2 separate regions of the Homo sapiens genome follow, and region 2 is linked to region 1. Evidence: chromatin loops called from intact Hi-C (ENCODE). Cell type or tissue: tibial artery. All regions are shown on one strand. Links, peaks and the distances in the headings refer to the core of each region. The heading gives the core; the rest is flanking DNA.

Region 1 (5,373 bases), core at 280-5,279:
GAAAGTGTATCAAGTTTCAGGTCCTGGAAGCGCATCCCTGCCGTCATCTACAGGTAAGTTAAACTGGACCAGTCCCAGCTTGGGCTGGTGCTGCTGCCTGCTGCATATGGTCTGCTGCCTCTGCTGCTGCTAACCTGGGAAGGGTGGGGAGAGTTCAGAGAACTTTCTAGGCAAGGCTGTACTTCCTTATTGTTAAAGCTTCTCCTCCAGTAACACATCAGTACTGACTGCATTCAGAACACTAGCTGGTTGTTCATTTGAAACAGATAAGAAAGTTTTAGTTGTAAAGTGGCTGGACTTGCTATTTCAATATCCTTCTTACATTCTGTGAGAAGATAATGTGCTTACTAAGCATTTAGCTTCAGCTGTTAGCAGGGCTTTTGGATTGAGAGATGAGTCTTAGAAAGTGATCTTTGGGAATATAGGGTCGAGTTGGCTCTGATTGTCTTTGTGGTTGAAACTTTGACATGTGGAAGAACTCTGTTTCGAGAGGAAGCATTTAGAGAAGAAGACTGAGGCATGACTAGATAGAAGATTTCAGTGATCAGAGGCATGAGAGCCATGGGATGCAAGTTCTAGATGGGGATGGTGGCATGGTGATGGAGCACAGATTTTGGAATCACAGATCTGAATTCAGGTATATTCTTAGACTTCTTGCTAAGGCACCTTGAATAAGTTCCCTAACTGACCTCAGTCTGTTCCTAATGAATACAATGGGAATGGTAGTTCTTATTTTGTAGATATGTTCTGATTCTAAATGAGGGGCTATAAACACTGAGCTTCTGTACCAGCATTTGGAATAGGTTAAATCTCTTGAGTGCTGCTTTTGTAATTCATTGAATATCTTAGTTCTCACAGAATCCTATTAAATTTTAAAGAAGTCCTTCCTTCTTATTCTGGAAATGTTTTGGATGTCATCTCTTTGTAATGTTTACATTCTCCATTTCATTTTCCCAGTTTGCCGGCTTTTTGGACTCTCCCTGAGTTGGGCCAATCCAGTGGCTTACAGTTAGAAACTTCATTCCACTGAAATATTGAGATTGTAGGAAGGGATTTGTCTCCTTGTGGAATTCCTACAGAGGTAACCAGCTTGTTCATTTAGTCTACTAAAGGCAAACTCTGATGCCCACTCTGAATGGAGAGAGATGGAAAAGTATTTGCTCTGGCCCAGTGGAACTCATTACGTTTTTAATCTCAATTCTCATCACTGTTGTTTTCAGACACCCCTAGAAAAGTCAGTCACCAAATTTACCTGTCATTCAAGTGGTAAGGATGCTACAGGAACTAGAGAGTAGTGAAAGCTGAAGGGATTTATGAGTCTTATCAATGATCAGCTCAGCTGGAATGGGGAAAGCAGCCAGTTGCTGCTCTGGCCAACAACTGTGTTAGGTCAGCAGCCCTGGCATCTGTGGGGCTTGCTGACTTTGACCAAAAGGGGGAAGGTACTCTTATTTGCAAAATAAGAGGCTTTAGGTGAATTCTCCCTTTGGGAAGAGAAGCTTAAGAGGGCTGGTTGAAGAAAAACTTCCTTTTTTTCTAAATTTTATTCTAGAGGGCATGCACCTTCTAAAATTAATTCTAGAGGGCATGCACCCTAGGTTTTCCCCCCCTTTTTCTAGAGATACAAGAGGATATATAAATGAAAAATTTTATTTGCAGTTTTTCAGAGAAAGTCTTTCAAAAGATCACAAAGTTCTTGGTGTAGTCATCCATGCAAAATCAGGCAGGTTTCCTGGAACTGGGCTCTGTCTCAGAACATGTGTCTTGTATCGCTGAGATGCAGACTGGGTTGCTGTAGTATTTGGGAGCTTTGTAAGGGGCGTGTGGAAGAATCGGATCCTCCACCATGCTCTGCTTTGCCAGCCTAGGTGGCAGGATGCCTGGAACTCTTGACATCCATTTCCTGAATTTAGTTGTCTGTAGATTGGGTCATGATTCCTGAGGTTGCCAGCAGCAGTTACTTGACAGCACCATGCTGAACCAGCGCTTGATTAGGGCTTTGTCCTACTGTGATGAGAGAGCACTTAATTGGATTTATAACTGAAGGTAGAGATTGCTCTAACATAGCAAGATGATGTAAAGGGCACCCATCTGTAGTGCAGTTCACAGCTTTTTCCTTTGTGCATGTGGTGATTATTCTAAACTCCTAGTTACTTAAGGGAGCTTGCCTAAATCTAAGTTGAGGTTACTTAAGACAATTCTGTTCCTATATAAAATTGAAGCATTCTGTGTTTTAGTAGGGAGGGCTTTATCTGTTGGACATCATAATTTTTATACTTTGCCTGGTTCTGTTAGTGATAGAAATGCATTCCTTTAGTGATTTTTAACTGTAGTGTTTGAATTATCTTTCATGTAGTCTGAAGCATTTTAGAAGACTGCAGAAAACATAATTGTTTATTGCAATAGTCCAGTTGAAATCTAATAGCTACTATAATGCAGTGTCCCCTAAAACCCAAGATCCAGGCTGAAGAGCGCCATCTACTGCTCCTCTTGGGCACTGCTGGGAAGCATTGAAGAAGAGGAGGATGTTCAGGAAAGGCCCAACCAGCCTCTTGTGCAGGGTTTGGAGTCATTCAGCTCAGTGGTTGCCTGTTATTTGCTAGGAGACATTTTATAAAGAATCATTGAGGTTTTATTTCTATTTTGGCCCCATTCAGCACGTGAGCCAGTTGAGCATGTTGGCAATACACAAGTACTTACAGCTACTTGTCTCCCAGGGAGGGAGGCTTTAAAAACTACAAGCAAACTGGTGATTTCAGTGGAATTTGATTAGTGCCAAATTTAACTTATTTGTGAGTTTTAGGAGTAAAAACAAATTACAGTACATTTTCATCGTCCCAAAAAACCCATTCACAGGGCACCCAGCCACCCTAGCCCTGAATAATTAAGATGTCCAATGGATGAAGCCCCTGCTAGTAAAACATAGAGTGCTTCAGTTTTATATAGAAACATACTCGTTTTAAGTAACCCCAACTTAGAATTAGGCAAGCTCCCTTAAGTAACTACGAGTTTATAATAGTCACTACATGCAGAAATCTACTTCCATCTTTATAGATTCGCCTATTCTGGATACTTCATGTTAATTGTCGTACAATAAGTTGCCTTTTGTGACTGACTTCTTTCACTTGTCATAACATATTTGAGGTTCATCAGTGTCCTAGCCTGTATCAGAACTTTATTCCTCTTTACTGCCAAGTAATAGAATTTTTCTAACTTTTTATCAGTTAAAATTGCCTAACTAGGAAAAGTCTGGGTTTTAATAGCACCTTAAAGTAGACTGTGATTTCTGGTCTGTCTTATTGGAAAAGGATATGTCAGAGTATGGTTTTCTGAGGTTGATGCTCTTCTTCTCTTTCTTAAGAGCCCTAGGAAGGGTAGCTGGCTCATTGAGCTATCTGCCTATTATAAGAGCAGTCTGTGACTCATGAAATCTCAGGAGATTTTGTAAAGCAGTTCACTGTGGGCCAGGTAAATGTTTTATTCCCAGAGGCGGGCTCTTGGTTCAGCATTAAGAAGGTAGCAGATTTCACTATTGGGTAGCAGAATTAGTGTAGTACCTATAGATTTAAGTTACGAATATTGATTTATTTTCACTAAGAGTACACATTAATTCTTTTTTGTTTTTTGGAAATGGGGTCTTGCTCTGTCACCCAAGCTGGAGTGCTGGAGTGCAGTGGCACAATCATAGCTTTCTGCAACTTCAGCCTTCTGGGTTCAAGGGATCCTTCCACCTCAGCCTCCTGAGTAGCTGCGACTACAGGCATGTGCTACCATGCCTGGCTAATTTGTAAAAACTTTTTTGTAAAGATGGGGTCTTGCTATGTTGCTCAGGCTGGTCTTGAACTCCTGGGCTCAAGTGATCCTCCTGCCTCAGCCTCTCAAAGTGCTGGGATTGCAGAGTGAGCCTCCATGCCTGACCCCTGTTAGTCATTTTTTTGGGTAACTTTACAGGGATCTCCGTGATGTTATGGTAATTGAGAAAGACACACAGGTTTTGTTGTTTGTTCTTGTTGGTTGTGTAAGATTTCTACCCTCTTTAATACTGAGAGGACTTGAAGCTGACCCAACACTTACCTAGAATTAGACTGTTCATTAAGGCACTTAAAATCTATTTTGTGTGAGTACAGAGAGCATCTGAATGGGTACAGTTGTTGTCTCTTGTTCCTCACACAGGCACCAGAGCAATGGAGCTGTCATTGCCCGCTGTGGACAGCCAGAGGTTAGCTGGTGGGGCTGGCGAAATGCAGATGATGAGCATCTGGTACAGTCAGTAGCCAAAGCTTGTGCCTCTGACTCCCGATCGAGTGGCAGCAAGCTGTCAACTAGGAACACTTCTCGAGACTTTCCCAATGGGGGAGACCTTTCTGACGTGGAGTTCGGTAAGGTGCTCCCTGGACCCATGGCAATGATTTTTATAGCATCTAAGAACCTTTTCTTGAAATGGCCTCTTCCTTACAAGACATAGATTTACTTTTATAGAAGTGAATGTGCAGAGCTTCACTTGATGGGATTGATTGAGGAGTCATGGGTCTTGGCAGAGAATCAGAAGACCCTTTGTTTCAAACCTGAATCAAGATATTAGTGTGTTTGTTGTCTTTCTTGCCATTGTGACAAAAATGGAGTGTTTATGTAATAGAGGACTTGCAGTATCTGCAGACCATGGCAGGAAATGCCAGGCTTCATGAAAGGACAACAGATACAGAAATGAAGTATAAGAGACTGGGCTGTGTGAACCCCATGTGTACTCTGGGAGTCAGTTTTGGAGAATAAATCCTTCTCATCTTTCATAAGAAGGCCACATAGAAAAAAAGAGAAAAATCCTATGTATCAAGGGTTTTGGTTAGGGGATTTCATTTTATTGAGCCTTTTTTGTGCCATAAGATGTGCTTGTGGGTCTAATTCTGCACAGTTCTGGGAGAGACAGGCTCATTTAGTATGCCCTCTCCCTCTGTGTCCCTAGATTCTTCTCTGTCAAATGCTTCAGGAGCAGAGAGTTTAGCCATCCAACCGCAGAAGCTTTTGATCTTGGATGCACGCTCCTATGCAGCTGCTGTGGCAAACCGAGCCAAAGGAGGAGGCTGCGAATGCCCAGGTGAGGTGTATGGTGCTTTGTTCCCCATACTTTCTCCTTGTGAGTGTAGCCCTTGCCCAACTGAGACTTAGTTCCCAATTTGAAATAAGTGGCAAGCCATATTCCTCATCCATCCTGTCGTGAGAGTGCCAGAGCTTCTCTTTGGATTCTTAACACTGTATGTTCTTTTCTGAGGAGAAATGGAGGAGGAGGTGCAGTGAAGTCACATAATCTTCCTTCCTTGTGCCAACTTGTAGGTGATAAGGAAAGCAGATCTTCCCCATAATAAGACCTGTTCATGT
Region 2 (5,373 bases), core at 1-5,000, 220 kb before region 1:
GAGAGGCTGTTTCACGACAGAAGTCACCCATGGAGGCAAAAGCCTTGGAGTTCAAGCCACCCCCGATTCTGTCCCACCAGGGAGAACTACCAGCCAAAACCCAGAGTGACGGGCCGCTCTATAACTGTTCATGGCCCTAGGACCCCAGAATTCCATGCTTCGAACTGTGCCCCCCGGAAATAGCAGGTGATGTGTGCAAAGGGGTTTCTGGCAGGGTGGTTAAAAGAAGGGAGATGGCTGGGCGCAATGGCTCACACCTGTAATCCCAGCACTTTGGGAGGTCAAGGCGGGAGGATCACTTGAGCCCAGGAGTTCAAAACCAGCCTGGGCAACATGGTGAAACCCTGTCTGTATTATTAAAAATAATAATAAAATAAAATAAGAAAGACAAATTCCTAACTTTATAGGAATCATTGGTGCTTTTCTCACTGGGGGCCCCTTTTCCACCTGGCTCTTCTGCGTAAAATCATTTTAAGGAGGAGAAAACCATAATTACAATCTCCTTAGGATGGCAGAGCACTTAAGGGACATGTCAGAGTGCTGAGAGTGGACTCCTGTTGCTAGAAAAGGCAGCGTCACCGTCATCATTTCATATTCAGAAAACTAGAATTAAGTACCTGTCATTTTTGTAATTCAGACCACAGTAAGTAAAGCTGGAGGAAACCTCCATGGCTGGAAGAGAGCCACAGAAGCTCAGCAAAGTCTTTTTTTTGAGACAGAGTCTTGCTCTGTTGCCCACGCTGGAGTGCAGTGGCATGATCTTGGCTCACTGCAACCTCCACCTCCCGGGTTCAAGTGATTCTTGTGCCTCGGCCTCCCAAGTAGCTGGAGACTACAGATGTGTGCCACCATGCCCAGCTAATTTTTGTATTTTTAGTAGAGACGGGATTTCACCATGTTGGCCAGGCTGGTCTCCAACTCCTGACCTCAGGTGATCCGCCCACCTCGGCCTCCCAAAGTATTGGAATTACAGGTGTGAGCCACCACACCCGGCCCCAGCAGAGTCTTAAGCAGGACAAAGCTCCCCACCCCCAGGGGAGGGGGGATGTCTGGAATTCCAAAGCCTAAGATTGGGGCTGGTTGGGGGTTGAAACAGGTTGAGAAAATCTGGACTAAATGCCCTTTAAGATGTACTGAATTCCGCCAGTCTGTATGAAATCCTCTTGCTGATTATCGATCGTTGGAAGGGAATTTTCAGTGTGATGTGAAGTGAGAATTTCATGCTCGTTTTGAGGATCCTCACCCCCACCCCATACACACATAGGGTAACCTCTAGAAAGAACGATTTTTTTTTTTGAGACAGGGTCTTGCTCTGTTGCCCAGGTTGGAGTGCAGTGGCATGCTCAGGGCTCACTGCAGCCTCCACCCCACCAGGCTCAAGTGATCCTCCCACCTCAGGCTCCCGAGTAGCTAGGGCTACAGGTGCATGCCACCACACCTGGCTAATTTTTCTATTTTTTGTAGAGACGAGGTTTCGCCATGTTGCCCTAGCTGTTCTTGAACCCCCAGGCTCAAGCAATCCACCCACCTCCGTCTTTCAAAGTGCTAGGATTACAGGCATGAGCCACTGCACCCAGCCCTCAGAATGAATTTTTAACCCTAGTTCTGACTACTGAATTGCAACAGCCTCTGGCCACAGTCAAAGCCCCTGCCTTGCTGCCCCACGCTCAAGAGATTTAGAGAAGGCCAGATGCCAAGCTGCTCTGGGGAGCCTCTGCTCCACCCTTCCTCTCCCTGGGGACTGGCCTTCCCCCAGGTGGGTCCCCTGGAGCCTGGGTGCCTCCCCAGCTCTTTCTAGGCATCCCATAAACATGCTCTGGGTGCCAACACCCCTCCCCACCTCTAAGTCCCCTCTTCCTCGTCAATGCCAATTTCCTTCCAAGAAGGATCCTCCTGTTCCATTCTTCCTGCTGGCTGCCTCCCCGCCACTTCCTGGCAGAGCCCCAGTGAACCCCATTGCCTCTGCCTAGTTAATCTCTCTCTCTCTCTGCTTCTGGGAATTCTCTTTGCTCTCAGCCTCTTTCTGTTGATTTTGCTTGTTTATTTCTCTTCCCACTCATTTCTTCATTCATGTATTAGGATTTAGCACAATTATTAATCATTTTTACAAAATGTCTTATATAATATCCACATGCCTCTTGTACAGTGAATTCCAAGAAGGCAGAGTCTGGGTTCTTCTCACACATGCCTGACACATAGTCGATTTTTGGCGAATATGTGAGTGGATGCCCTTGTCCTCCTCTTCCTTTTCCCTTCCAGCCGGGCTGACCGCCCAGTCCCTGATTTCTGAGAACAAGCTGCAAACACTGAGAGCTGCGCTTTGAACCACTGACTAGGCAGTGGGCTGGCCTGCCTTCTGGCCTTAACTCCTTCCCTCCTGCCTTTTTTTTTTTGTCTTTTTTTTTAGAGACAGGGCCTTGCTCTGTCATCCAAGCCTAAGTGCAGGGGCTTGATCATAGCTCACTGCAGCCTCGAACTCCTGGGCTTAGCCTCAACCTCATGAATAGTCAGGACTGGGACTACAGCTGAGCACCACTATGCCTGGCTAATTTTTATTTTTTTAATTAATTTTAATTATTATTATTATTTTTTGAGACGGAGTCTCACTCTGTCACCCAGGCTGGAGTGCAATGGCGCAGTCTCTGCTCACTGCAACCTCTGCCTCCTGGGTTCAAGTGATTCCCCTGCCTCAGCCTCCCGAGTGGCTGGGATTACAGGTGTGTGCCACCACCCCCGGCTAATTTTTGTATTTTTAGTAGAGACGGGGTTTCGTTATGTTGGCCAGGCTGGTCTCAAACTCCTGACTTCAGGTGATCCACTTGCCCCGGCCTCCCAAAGTGCTGAGATTATAGGCGTGAGCCACCATGCCCGGCCTCTATTATTTTCATTTATGCACATTCCCTTCCAGACTTGCTTTGTTTGTATGAAAAAAAGAATTAACATTTTCACCATCATGGTGCATCAATCATGTATTCTACTTTTAAAAATTCTTGAATATTTAGTTTCCCATGTCACTACCAAGTCTACCAAGTCTCTGTTGATATCATTTTAAACGGCTACACAACACCCCCTTGCATTTTTCTTTTGTTTGCTTTTTTTCTTCTTTACAGAGGTGGTCGAGTTACCCCCCTGCATTTCTTGGGTGTTGACTTTTTTTGTTTTGTTTCCCTCCCAGTATGATTTTACCCAAGCTCCTGGTGTGGCAGGGCCATGCAAGTTCTCACCAATCCTTTCTTCTTCCAGACTGCACCTGGCTCTTTAAGCCTAACCCATCCTCCCACCCCTGTGGGGGCTCGGGTCCCTTTTAGTAAACAAGGACCGGCTCTGCCCCACCACCTCACAGAGGCACAGAAGCACTGTTCAAACACACATGCCCATGACATTGCCACCCACAGATTAGGAACAAAGACGCTGGAGTCTTAAGTCCTCTTGGAGACGCAAGGTCTTCAAAGCTTGCTGGCAAATGTGATAGTCGTGTTCTTTGCCAGGGCCTAGAGAAGGCACTTAGAAAATACCTGTGTAGAAGCAGCAGTGGGGATGGTGGGATGCAGTGACCCAGCAGGCATTTCTAGCCCCACTTCGCTTCTAACACTTCTGCAGCTGCAAATTTTTTTTTTCCTTTTAAGAGACAAGGTCTCTGGCTGGGTGCGGTGGCTCACGCTTATAATCCCAGCACTTTGGGAGGCTGAGGTGGGTGGATCACGAGGTCAGGAGTTTGAGACTAGCCTGGCCAACATGGTGAAACCCTGTCTCTACTAAAAATACGAAAATTAGCCGGGCACGGTGGTGCACACCTGTAGTCCCAGCTACTCGGGAGGCTGAGGCAGGAGCATCACTGGAACCCGGGAGGCGGAGGTTGCAGTGAGCCGAGATCGTGCCAGTGCACTCCAGCCTGGGTGACAGAGCAAGACTCCGTCTCAAAAAAAAAAAGAGACAAGGTCTCACTCGTTGCCCAGGCTGGAGTGCAGTGGCATGATTATAGCTCACTGCAGCCTCCAACTCCTGGGTGCACCCTCCAACTCCCGGGCTCAAGTGATCCTCCAGCCTCAGCCTCCTGCGTAGCTGGGACTACAGGTGTGCACCACCATACCCACCTTATTTATTATTTTCTGGAGGGATCGGGTCTTGCTATGTTGCACAGGCTGGAGCAGCTGCCAATGTTAATTAAACCTTGGGATCTCCTCAGAGGATTTAACTGGCACCAGGTGGAAAGATTTCATCTGGTCCAACAGGATCACTGTACAGATGGGAAAACTGAGGCCCTGAGAGATGAGGCAGTAGGCGTAGGAACACCATTCTGGATGGCCCCTGAGCTGTTTTCAAAGCACCTCTGAAAGAGTGCTTTCAAGATCTGAAATGAGAAAGTAGTAGATCCTCAAGGGAGATGAAGTTTGACCTGGCACTACATTCTGAAAAATTTGAAAAACTGACTCCTTCTCAAATACTTTAAACCAGGATTTTCACATGAGGCCTGAACACCAGTCCAGGTGGGTGGGAGGTATAGATGACTAAGAGAATGTGAGAGGGGCCGTGTGAACAGGAACAGGTAAGACCAGTAAATCCTGGGAACTCCCAACTCACCTTGCCTTGCTCCAGGGACAAGCACTGGACCTGAGGAGTTTAGGGAGGTCCCTGGCAAATGCCTCCAGGAGGAAACAGAGTCTTCCTGCTGCCTGTCAGGACGGCTGACCCTGGGCCTGATCTCAGCTAATTCAGCAGCTCAGGGGGAGGACACCACCCCCGTATCTGCTCTGCATCTCAAATACACCAAGAGGGCTGGCCAGGCAGAGGGATTGCTATTGATTTTCACTTGTGCGGGCTGACCTAACAAAACCAATCCATCAAGTGCCTGTCTGCCTCTGCTTCAGACTCTCATCCTAAGCACGTGCAAATAAATTGCACCAGCATCCAGGGTGATTTGTCAAGGTCCAGCCAGGCATGGGCCCTGGCTTCCACTGATAGGATGGGGCTCCAGGCTAGGCTGGGCTAGGGTCAGCCCAGTCAATGCCCCGCTGTTGACTCGCCATTGAGTGACAACACGCAGTGTGGCCTGGCATCTGCTGCCACGCTAGGAACTGGTTGGCCATGCCTGGGAAGGGGCTTTGAGGAAACAGGCCCAAGTCCCACTCACTTTGACAGGGCTTGGCAGCGACATTCTCACTTGTTTCTTAAGGTTTCTGTCCGAACTCTAGATTTGGGGGGATTTATTACAATGTAGATACAACCATGAGGTGCTGAGTTTGGGTACTGCCTCTGCCACTGGCTGAATGTCCTTGGGCCAGTTGTGAGATGGAGATGACACCACCTACAGGGGTCTAGAACCCTGTAAAGGCCAGGGTCCAATCCCTGTTCTGCCACTTCCTAGCTGTGGCC

What was found. Hi-C counts contacts between places; a loop is a spot of excess contacts. Peaks named below come from ENCODE experiments on the same cell type or tissue, not always from the same donor. Only the 100,000 strongest peaks of a DNase experiment are listed, where the experiment ranks them.
Region 2: a loop joins it to region 1, with 2.7 times the contacts of the local background. A loop is called at or near these places in 20 of 110 quality-filtered maps.

What each region holds. Positions count from the first base shown.
Region 1 is chr22:30,002,941-30,008,313 of GRCh38, forward strand. It overlaps MTMR3 (myotubularin related protein 3), which reads left to right. Exons shown (of 20, transcript NM_021090.4): 9 at 1-53; 10 at 4,174-4,379; 11 at 4,961-5,092. MIR6818 (microRNA 6818) reads left to right here and starts at 4,109; the gene lies at 4,109-4,173. In tibial artery, for the core only: a CTCF peak has its summit at 2,495 (motif pointing left); no DNase peak of the experiment used is centred there.
Region 2 is chr22:29,782,880-29,788,252 of GRCh38, forward strand. No RefSeq gene overlaps it. Among named protein-coding and RNA genes, the nearest start is that of UQCR10, 18 kb to the left of the region's middle. RefSeq lists a silencer at 247-420. In tibial artery, for the core only: no CTCF peak of the experiment used is centred there; no DNase peak of the experiment used is centred there; H3K27ac peaks cover 485 bases.